Linked DNA regions of Homo sapiens: region 2 is linked to region 1. Evidence: chromatin loops called from intact Hi-C (ENCODE). Cell type or tissue: Caco-2. All regions are shown on one strand. Links, peaks and the distances in the headings refer to the core of each region. The heading gives the core; the rest is flanking DNA. Region 1 has its middle 120 kb from the start of PPP2R2B-IT1. Region 2 has its middle 73 kb from the start of PPP2R2B-IT1.

Region 1 (4,400 bases), core at 301-4,300:
GAGGTGGGATTTGGACCCAGGTAGGCTGGCTCCACACCTCTGTTCTCCCGCTTCTGAGATGTAGGGAAAACACAGGCTTTACTGTTACAGTCCTGCATTTGAATAAAAGCTCCAACATGTCCCCTGGCCAACTGACTGCCCCTAAGTAAGCCTCTGTTTCTTTATCTGTAAGGTGATGGTCATAAAGCTTACTTCAGTATTGCTGTGAGATTAAATAAAATAATGCATGCAAAGAAGCAGCACAGTGCCTTGCACATACTGAGCATGCAGCAAAGTCTGAGGAAGTAAATAGGTGAATAATTAAATAAAGACCTCCTGGTCCTACCCTCCTGTATTAGTTTGCTAAGGCTGCCATATCAAAATGCCCGAGTCTGGGTGGCTTAAACAACAGTAGTTTATTTTCTCACAGTTCTGGAGGCTGAAAGTATCAGATCCAGGTCCCAGCAGGCTGGTTTCTCCTAGGGTCTCTCTCCTTGGCTTGCTGACGACCGTCTTCTCAACTGAGTCCTCACGTGGTCTTTTCTCTGCGTTTCTCTTCTTGCAAAAACACCACCAGTCCTGCTAGATTAAGGTCCCACCCCTAATAACCTCATTTAACCATAATTACCTCCTTAATGGCCCTATTATTAAATGCAGCCACATTGGGGGTTGGGGCTTCAAACTATGACTTTGCAGGGGGACACAATTTAGTCCATAGCACCTCCCTCCCAAAGCTTTCTTATTCTTTGCCCCAATTCTCAAGCAAAAGACCTATTTTAGGTTGTCTTCAGGAGTTCAGCCAGGAACAGGGAGTTACAGCATAAATAAGGACAAAAGACTAAGAACAGGTGTATAATATATTATCACTGCAAATCATTGTTCCACAATCCAGACTGTATAGTATTCTGCAGCCTAGAAATAACGCAAACAAGCTACAAGGTATTAGCCCCTGATCTCCTCTAACTCCTCTTCACTCACCTCACTCCAGCCACACTGGACTCATTGCTGTTCTTCAAACAGACCACGTACATCCCCTCTCCAGGGCCTTTCTACTTGTGGCTCCCTCCGTCTGGAATGCTCTTCCCTCAGCCACATGGTTCTTTTCCTTACTTCTTTTGTCTTTGCACAATCATCCTACATACAAACCTTCCTGCCTACTTTGTCTGAAAAGCACACCTCCCATCACTCACCCTTCATCTCACTGCCTAGATTTTCTTACTACTTGACATATTATGTATTTGTTTATCATTTCTTTCTCTTGCTAGACTGCTGGCTCCGTGAGAACAGGGACTTTGTGTTTTTGCTCATTATTTTACCTGGCATATAGTAGTGAATGATAAATCTTTGTTGGATGAATGAATAATCATCATGGTTAGTAGCAGCAAAAGGCTAAAAGTTTTTGTCTACCTTTTTCTAGGACAGTAGTTTCCAAATGTTAGCTACCATAAATAAGAATTATCTACAGTATTTGGCTTAAAATGAAGATTTGTACTCAGTAACCAAAAATCTGGGTAGTCCTATGGCATTTTTAATTAGGAGATCTCAAAGCAATCCCCCACCCTGTTGTTGTACCTGAGCGAGTTATAGAAAACGCCACACTTGGAAACGAATTGAGTCCGCTTGTTTAGCCGGCAGCCAAGAGACGGCTAATGCTCAAAGTTCTCTCGGCCCTGAAGAAGGGGCTAGATTTTCTTTTATACTTTGGTTTAGAAAGGGGAGGGGGGGGTCTAGTTAAAACAATTTTACAGAAGTAAAGTAGGCAAAAAGTTAAAAGGATAAATGGTTACAGGAAAGTAAACAGTTCCAGGTGCAGGGGCTTTAAGACTATTACAAGGTGATAGACGTGGGGATTTGGGCGTTATCAATCGGACGAATTCCTGGGAACTGCGGATATAGCTCGCCACAGTATCTTATCAGTTAATTGCATTCTTGGATGTGCTGGGAGTCAGCTTGCACAAGTTAAATCCTTGAGGAAGGGGCTGCCAGTGAAAGAGCCAAGATGGAGTCTGTCTGGCTCTCTTAGCTAAGGGAGGGTCAATTCAGGTGGAAGCAAGGCTAGGTGATTAAAGGAAAGGGAGAGTCTAAAAATAGCGTTAGTAAAAACAAGGTTGGGCATTACACTGTCATCAACAAAGCTTTGTCACTGAGGTGTTAGACACCATGAAGCTATGGTAGAAAAGGGTTAAACAAATGAATAAAAAGCAAATAATAAAAATAAAGAAAATGAAGATCTGGGGACTTACAGCCCCCCTAAAGCTCTGAATCAGTAGATCCTGAGCTAAGCCCAAGAATCACCGTCTTCAGGAAGTACCCCAGTGCCTTCTAAGGAAAAAACTCTAAGTGTAATACTTCAAGAAACTTTGTCCTAGGATGACAAAGTTAAAAAAAAAATGGCACCACTGAACTTTGCGTAGTCTCCTCCCTCCTTCCATGTCTAGTTCAGGGTATGGAAACTCTGGACTTAGCACCAGGGAACAATGATGGTGGAGAAAAGGGGATTAGATTTGCTGTTTATAATGCCCAATTCTCTAAGTCTCAGTTGGAGAGAGCATAGCTGCAGAATGCTGAAGGAAGGGTCTTACAGGTGAACTCAGAAGCAAAGGAACAATGTCAATTTTCTCCCTTGCCTGTGAACAGAGCTATTTTCTAGATGGCTGCTACAGCCTGTGAGGAGAGGAGGGCACCCACTGGCCCTTGGCAGTCCTCATCGAGTCAGACAGCCAGAGTTGGAAGTGACATGGAAGCCCTTTTTAGATCCTGCCCACCATCTTGCAGAGCGGTTAACCCAAAACCCTTGGGTGAGCTTCCCAAAACCACACAGAGAATTAGTGTAAACTACCAGGACTGAACCAGCCTGTGGACTCCAGAGTGGTGTTTTGGCCTCTGTACTTACATGCAAAGTGGTTTGACTGTTTCTGACATTCCTGGGAATACCTTAGAACAATGTGCTGACCTGAGTAGTAACTCTGTGAAGAGGGGAAAACACCTCAAGGATACACTATAAAGAATCGACTACCTTTCACTTGGCAGGCTTGTGTCTTGATAAGCCCTCAGGAGAGAACCAGCCTCAAGGTATTTTTAAATGGCTGAGGGAGGTATGTGTAATGGCACTATTATTTTACAGTTTTTTTTTTTTTTTTAAGGAAACTCATCTTTTCTTGAAATTGGCCCTATTTACACACAGAATGAGCTGAAAAGACTTCGCTGTTATTAAACCTTCAAGAATGTTCTCGTAAGTGCTACCTTCCTCACACGGAGTACCTAACAAGGTCATTCAGGGCCAGGGTATATGTTACATGTTTGCTCACACTGAGCCCCTGAAGCATCACTAAGTAAAGGGCCAAGCCTGAGTATTTTGAGCTCAGGGCGGGGGATTTGGGACAGTCATTTATTATGAACTGGTTCTCCTACAATTTCTCCAGTCCAATCTCAAGCATGACCCTATGCCAGCTTGCATTTGTCCCTGTCTAACTGACCTGGGCTAAGCTTTCTGTACCTGCTGGGAACAGCCTCCTCCAAATTCACTTTATTTGCAGTATTTCTAGTCTTCTGTTTGGAAATTGTTTTAAACTTTGATTCAGATAAATTAGAGCTGAGATGATAAATGGAAGTGATCCTATAGGTGAGGCAGTGGCCAAAGCTCTCATTACAATTCTCTGTTGATCCTCAGATATGCTAGGGTATCATACAAAATTATTTATTTGAATAATTATTTATTTGAAACAACATTATCAGGTCATAGCATAGACCTCACCAAACTGATTAGAGTTTGAGGCTTCCAGTGATACCCAATGTTCATTTAAAAACCCACTTGCCCAGCAAGACCTGATTTTATGGCATGGAAGAAGAAAGGCATCTTCACTCCATGAATTTTAGCTTTTTATAAGTGAGGCTCTCAAAGCTTGCCACTTAACAGGGTCAACAAATGAAATAAGATACGTAAAACATCTAAAACAGTGCCTGGGGCTTAGAAGGGACTCAATAAATGTTTCATTCTGCTCTTCCACTTGCCTTTGTCTACAGAGGAAATTTAGTGTTGGGCCATTTGTTGGTCCCTTTATTAAGTATTACTTGAGCACCTACTATGTGTTCAGCATGCTTCTAGACACTGAGTACACAGCACTGTAAAGGACAGATGGATCTCTGCTCTCATCTTACATTCTGGTGGGAGGAAATGGTTGATTAATCATGGCAAGCATTAGATCCAAATTAAGGTGGGAACTAAAAATAAGACATGAACAAGCAGATTCAGATAAAATTGAAATGATGAACTTGCATATACTTAACTGCAGAAGTTGCCTTCAAATTGGTCCTCCTGCAAGTAGCCTTCATAGATGGTCTCCGTGGTAGGTTTCTGAGCAGTTGTGGCTAATTTGGGTGCTTACTGGTAAGTATTTCTCAGGCCCCAGTTGCAGATCTCT
Region 2 (4,400 bases), core at 102-4,101, 49 kb after region 1:
GACAGTGGTGACTTAAATCACTAACATACCACTGCCTCTAGGGAGTCTCTTCTGCACCCACCTCAGTCTTGGGACAAGGACTCCTCCTATATAGGTTCCCAAGAATTCTATACTTCCATCATTGCACCTCTTATCACCCTGCATTGTAATTGCCTATATACTTTTTGGTCTTTCCCATTAAATAATAAAATCCATAAGAGCAAGAACTATGTCTGTCTTGACTACCACTGCATCTCTTGCAGTTGGCACAGTGCTGAGTATATGATACATTAAAGTAAATGCCCTGTGCAGAGCCTCACTCCTCACCATTCACATGCATGCCTGACTGGCTGCCAAACATCAGCATCTGAAGTGTTGGGCAGAGCGGGTCTTGGAGGCAGAGAGTCATAGGCCCCAGGGAATTAACACTCCTGGGAGCAGCCTCAACCAAGGACTGTCAGGGTTGGTGGATAAATACTATAGTGGCTTTCTTCACCCTAAAGTGGGATAAGGCTGAGTTATATGGTCTACAGGAGGCTTAAGCTCCAGTGGCCCCCTGTACTAAACTGCTTAAGAATTCATTATTCACTGGGGGCCTTCTGTTCCTTTCTGACTTCCCTACTCCCCTACCAATATTTCCTGGGATCGTCTCTCATGAAAAAACACTCTCAACCAGATCCTTGACTCAGAGTTGGCTTCTGGAGGAAGCCAAACTGAACTGTTACTCACGAAATATAGGTTGAATGACTGAGTCCCCTCCTGACTCAGCCACTTATTTGCTGGGTTACGCAAGTTATTACCTCTCTGAGCCTTCACCCTTGTCCCCAGTTCCCTGCAAAATATCCTCACTATCTCACCAGGTTGTTGCTTGGCTCTAGCAACATATGGTGTAGGAAAAGCCTGCTGGAGCTGCACTGAGTTGTTGAAATGGACCATTGCCCTGTCACATGCCCAACTGGCCCAGCTGGGACACAGCCGAGTAAGAGCCAAATGGCTAGAAGAGGTTTTTTGACTGTCTGCCTTGACCTTAAGAAGCCACAACCTGCTTAGCTATTCCTGAAGTGAGTCCAAACCCCAAGGGAAAATACAGTGGTTTTAATGAGAAGAAGTTTTCTGCAGGTCACACACAGCTCTGGGGCCTGTTTATGACTCCTGGCTTAAATAGCAATTCTGGATCCTTAGAGAACAGCTACTAACTATTATAGTATCCTAACGTAGGGAGCCAGAATCTAGTTTATATGTGACTTACATTTATTTAAAAAAAAAAACTGTGCTGGATATTTCTAGTTAATGTTACAATGACAATGATGACAGTTATGATGATGATAGCAAGTGTCATTTATTGAGCCCCTGTTGTGAGCTAGGAGGCAGTCCTTTAAGGTAGTTACTATAGCCATCATTTTTACAAATAAGAAAGCTGAGGCTTGGAAAGAGTAAATTTCTGCTTCTGTGTATCACACAGTAGCAATGTATAGAGTCAAACTGGTATCCTGAAGCTTATACTGTGTACTCCTTATTAGATTTTTCTATCACCAGCTGGGTGCAGTGGCTCACACCTGTAATCCCAGCACTTTGGGAGGCTGAGGCAGGTGGATCACTTGAGCTCAGGAGTTTGAGACCAGCCTGGCCAACATGGCAAAACCCCATCTCTATTAAAAATACAAAAATTAGTCAGGTGTGGTAGAGCAGCCTGTAGTCCCAGCTACTCGGGAGGCTGAGGTAGGAGGATTGCTCAAACCTAGGAGGCAGAGGCTGCAGTGAGCCAACATGGTGTCACTGCACTCTAGCCTGGGTGATAGTGCGAGACCCTGTCTCAAAAAAATTTTTTTCTAAGGCTAGGACCATTGACTCACACCTGTAACCCCAGCACTTTGGGAGGCTGAGGCAGGTGGATCACCTGAGATTACGAGTTTGAGACCAGCCTGGCCAACATGGTGAAACCCTGTCTCTACTAAAAATGCAAAAATTAGCTGGGCATGGTGGTGCACACATGTGGTCCCAGCTACTCAGGAGACTGAGGCACAAGAATCACTTGAACCTGGGAGGCGGAGGCTGCAGTGAGCCGAGATCATGTCATTGCACTCTAGCCTGGGTGACAGAGCAAGACTCCATCTAAAAAAATAAACATAAAAATAAAAAAGATTTTTCATCACCAGAATAAAGAATTCAGGTGTTCACTGAATACAGAGCTGCCACAGCTTTTCTTGATCCTACATATAATATTATCTACCATAGCCCCCATGCCAGCCAAGGCTGAGTGGAGAGCCTATGCTTTCACCTATAAGAGTCTGTAATGAAATTATAAGTCTGTAATGAAATATCTCAACATCCCACTGGGGTGAGATCAGAGAATTCCATGTAGGAAGCCAGGACTTTATCCCAACTATGTTGTAATGAGAGCCCCCTGCCCTGAAGTGTCTGTGTAAACCACATGAGGATGATGCTGGGTTTCCACTCCCCCAACACCCTGGCGGTGATAAGGTGCCCCTTGTCCTCCCTATTAGGGGTATAAGAGGCCTAATGGAGAGTCAGAACTGTCGCTACCACCCAACAGAAACAAGCCCTCCCCGCAACATAGAGTCACTGAAGGCCATGTGGGAAGCAGTAACAAGGAACCCATACTCCTTCCATACAAAGAGGTATGAATGACAATGGATTTTGCATCAGGTATTACAGAAGCCAGAAGGAAGTGGCTCTACATTTTTTCAAGTGCTGAAAGAGAACTACAATCTGATATCCAGTGAAAATATCTTTTAGAAATAAAGTAGCTGTCTAGTTTTCCCAACACCATTTGTTTAAGAGACTATCCTTTTCCCATTGGGTATTCTTGGCACCTTTGTGAAAAATCAATTGACTATACATGAATATGTTCATTTCTGGGCTATCTATTCTGTTTGTCTGTATGTGTGTTTTATGCCAGTACCATGCTGTTTTGATTACTATAACTTTAAGTAATAGTTTGAAATCAGGTGGTTTAATAACTCTTTGTTCTTTTTGCTCATGATTGTCTTGGCTATTTGGGATTTTTTGTAGTTCCATATAAATTTTAGAATTGTTTCTTCTATTTCTATGAAAAATTTTAACATTGGAATTTTGATATGGATTCCATGGACTCTGTAGATTGCTTTGGCAAGAATAAATATTTTAATAATATTAATATTTCCAATCCATGAATATGGAAAATATTTTCATTTATTTATGTCTTCTACAGTTTATTTTATCAATATTTTGTAGTTTTCAGTGTGCAGGTCTTTTACTACCTTAGATAAATGTATCCCTAAGTATTTCATTTTATTTTATTGTAAAATATGGTTGTTCTCTTGATTTCTTCTTTGATTAATTAATTTTAGAATTTATAATTGAAACAATAATTGTACATATTTAGGGAGTACAAGTTGATGTTTCATTGCTTGTGTATATGGTATAATAATTGAGTTGGTGTAAAGTATTATATCCATTACTTTAAACATTTTTCATTTCTTTGTGGTGACAACATTCAAAATCTTCTTTTCTAGCTATCTTGAAATATACACTACATTGTTATTTGCTAAAGTCACCCTACTATGTAATATATGACCAGAACTTATTATTTCTGCCTAATGTAATGTTGTACCTATTGGCCAACCATTCCTGGTTCTCCTCTCCCGCCTCCCATCCCTAGCCTCTGGTAATCACTATTCTACTCTCTACTTCTATGAAATCAACTTTTTTAGATTCCACATAGATTTATACATTTATCTGTAGATGGGTACATAGGTTGATTTCCTATCTTGGCTATTATGAATAGTGCTGCAATAAACATGGAAGTGCAGATGTCTCTTCAACATACTGATTTCATTTCCTTTGTATATGTACCCAGTAATAGCATTCCTGGATCATATGGTAGCTCTATTTTTAATTTTTTGAGAAATCTCCATACTGCTTTCCATAATGGCTATACTAATTTACATTCCTACGAAGAGTGTACAAGAATTCCCTTTTGTCTGTATCTTCACAAGCATTTGTGTTTTTTTTATCTTTTTAATGATATTCATTCTAACTGGGTTGAGGTGACATCTCATTGTGGCTTTGATTTGCATTCTCTTGATGATTAACGATGTTCAAGATTTTTTCATATACCTGTTGGCCATTCGTATACCTTCTTTTGAGAAATGTCTATTCATGTTTTTTGCCTATTTTTAATCCTATTATTTAGTTTTTGTTCTTTCTTTTTTTGCTATTGAATCATTGAGTTTCTTATATATTCTGAATAATAATCCATTGTCAGATGCATAGTTTGCAACAACCCCTCCATATTTTACTCTTCACTCGGTTGATTGTTTCCTTATCTGTAAAGAAGTTTTTTAGTTTGATATTATCCCATTTGTCTATTTTTGGTTTTGTTTCTGTGCTTTTGCAGTCTTATTCGAAAAATCTTTGCC

What was found. A loop is a pair of places that touch in the nucleus more often than their neighbours do. Peaks named below come from ENCODE experiments on the same cell type or tissue, not always from the same donor. Only the 100,000 strongest peaks of a DNase experiment are listed, where the experiment ranks them.
Region 2: a loop joins it to region 1, with 5 times the contacts of the local background. A loop is called at or near these places in 1 of 110 quality-filtered maps.

What each region holds. Positions count from the first base shown.
Region 1 is chr5:147,039,528-147,043,927 of GRCh38, reverse strand. It overlaps a transcript of PPP2R2B not described here. Among named protein-coding and RNA genes, the nearest start is that of PPP2R2B-IT1, 120 kb to the right of the region's middle. In Caco-2, for the core only: no CTCF peak of the experiment used is centred there; a DNase peak (open chromatin) is centred at 1,847.
Region 2 is chr5:146,990,655-146,995,054 of GRCh38, reverse strand. It overlaps a transcript of PPP2R2B not described here. Among named protein-coding and RNA genes, the nearest start is that of PPP2R2B-IT1, 73 kb to the right of the region's middle. In Caco-2, for the core only: no CTCF peak of the experiment used is centred there; no DNase peak of the experiment used is centred there.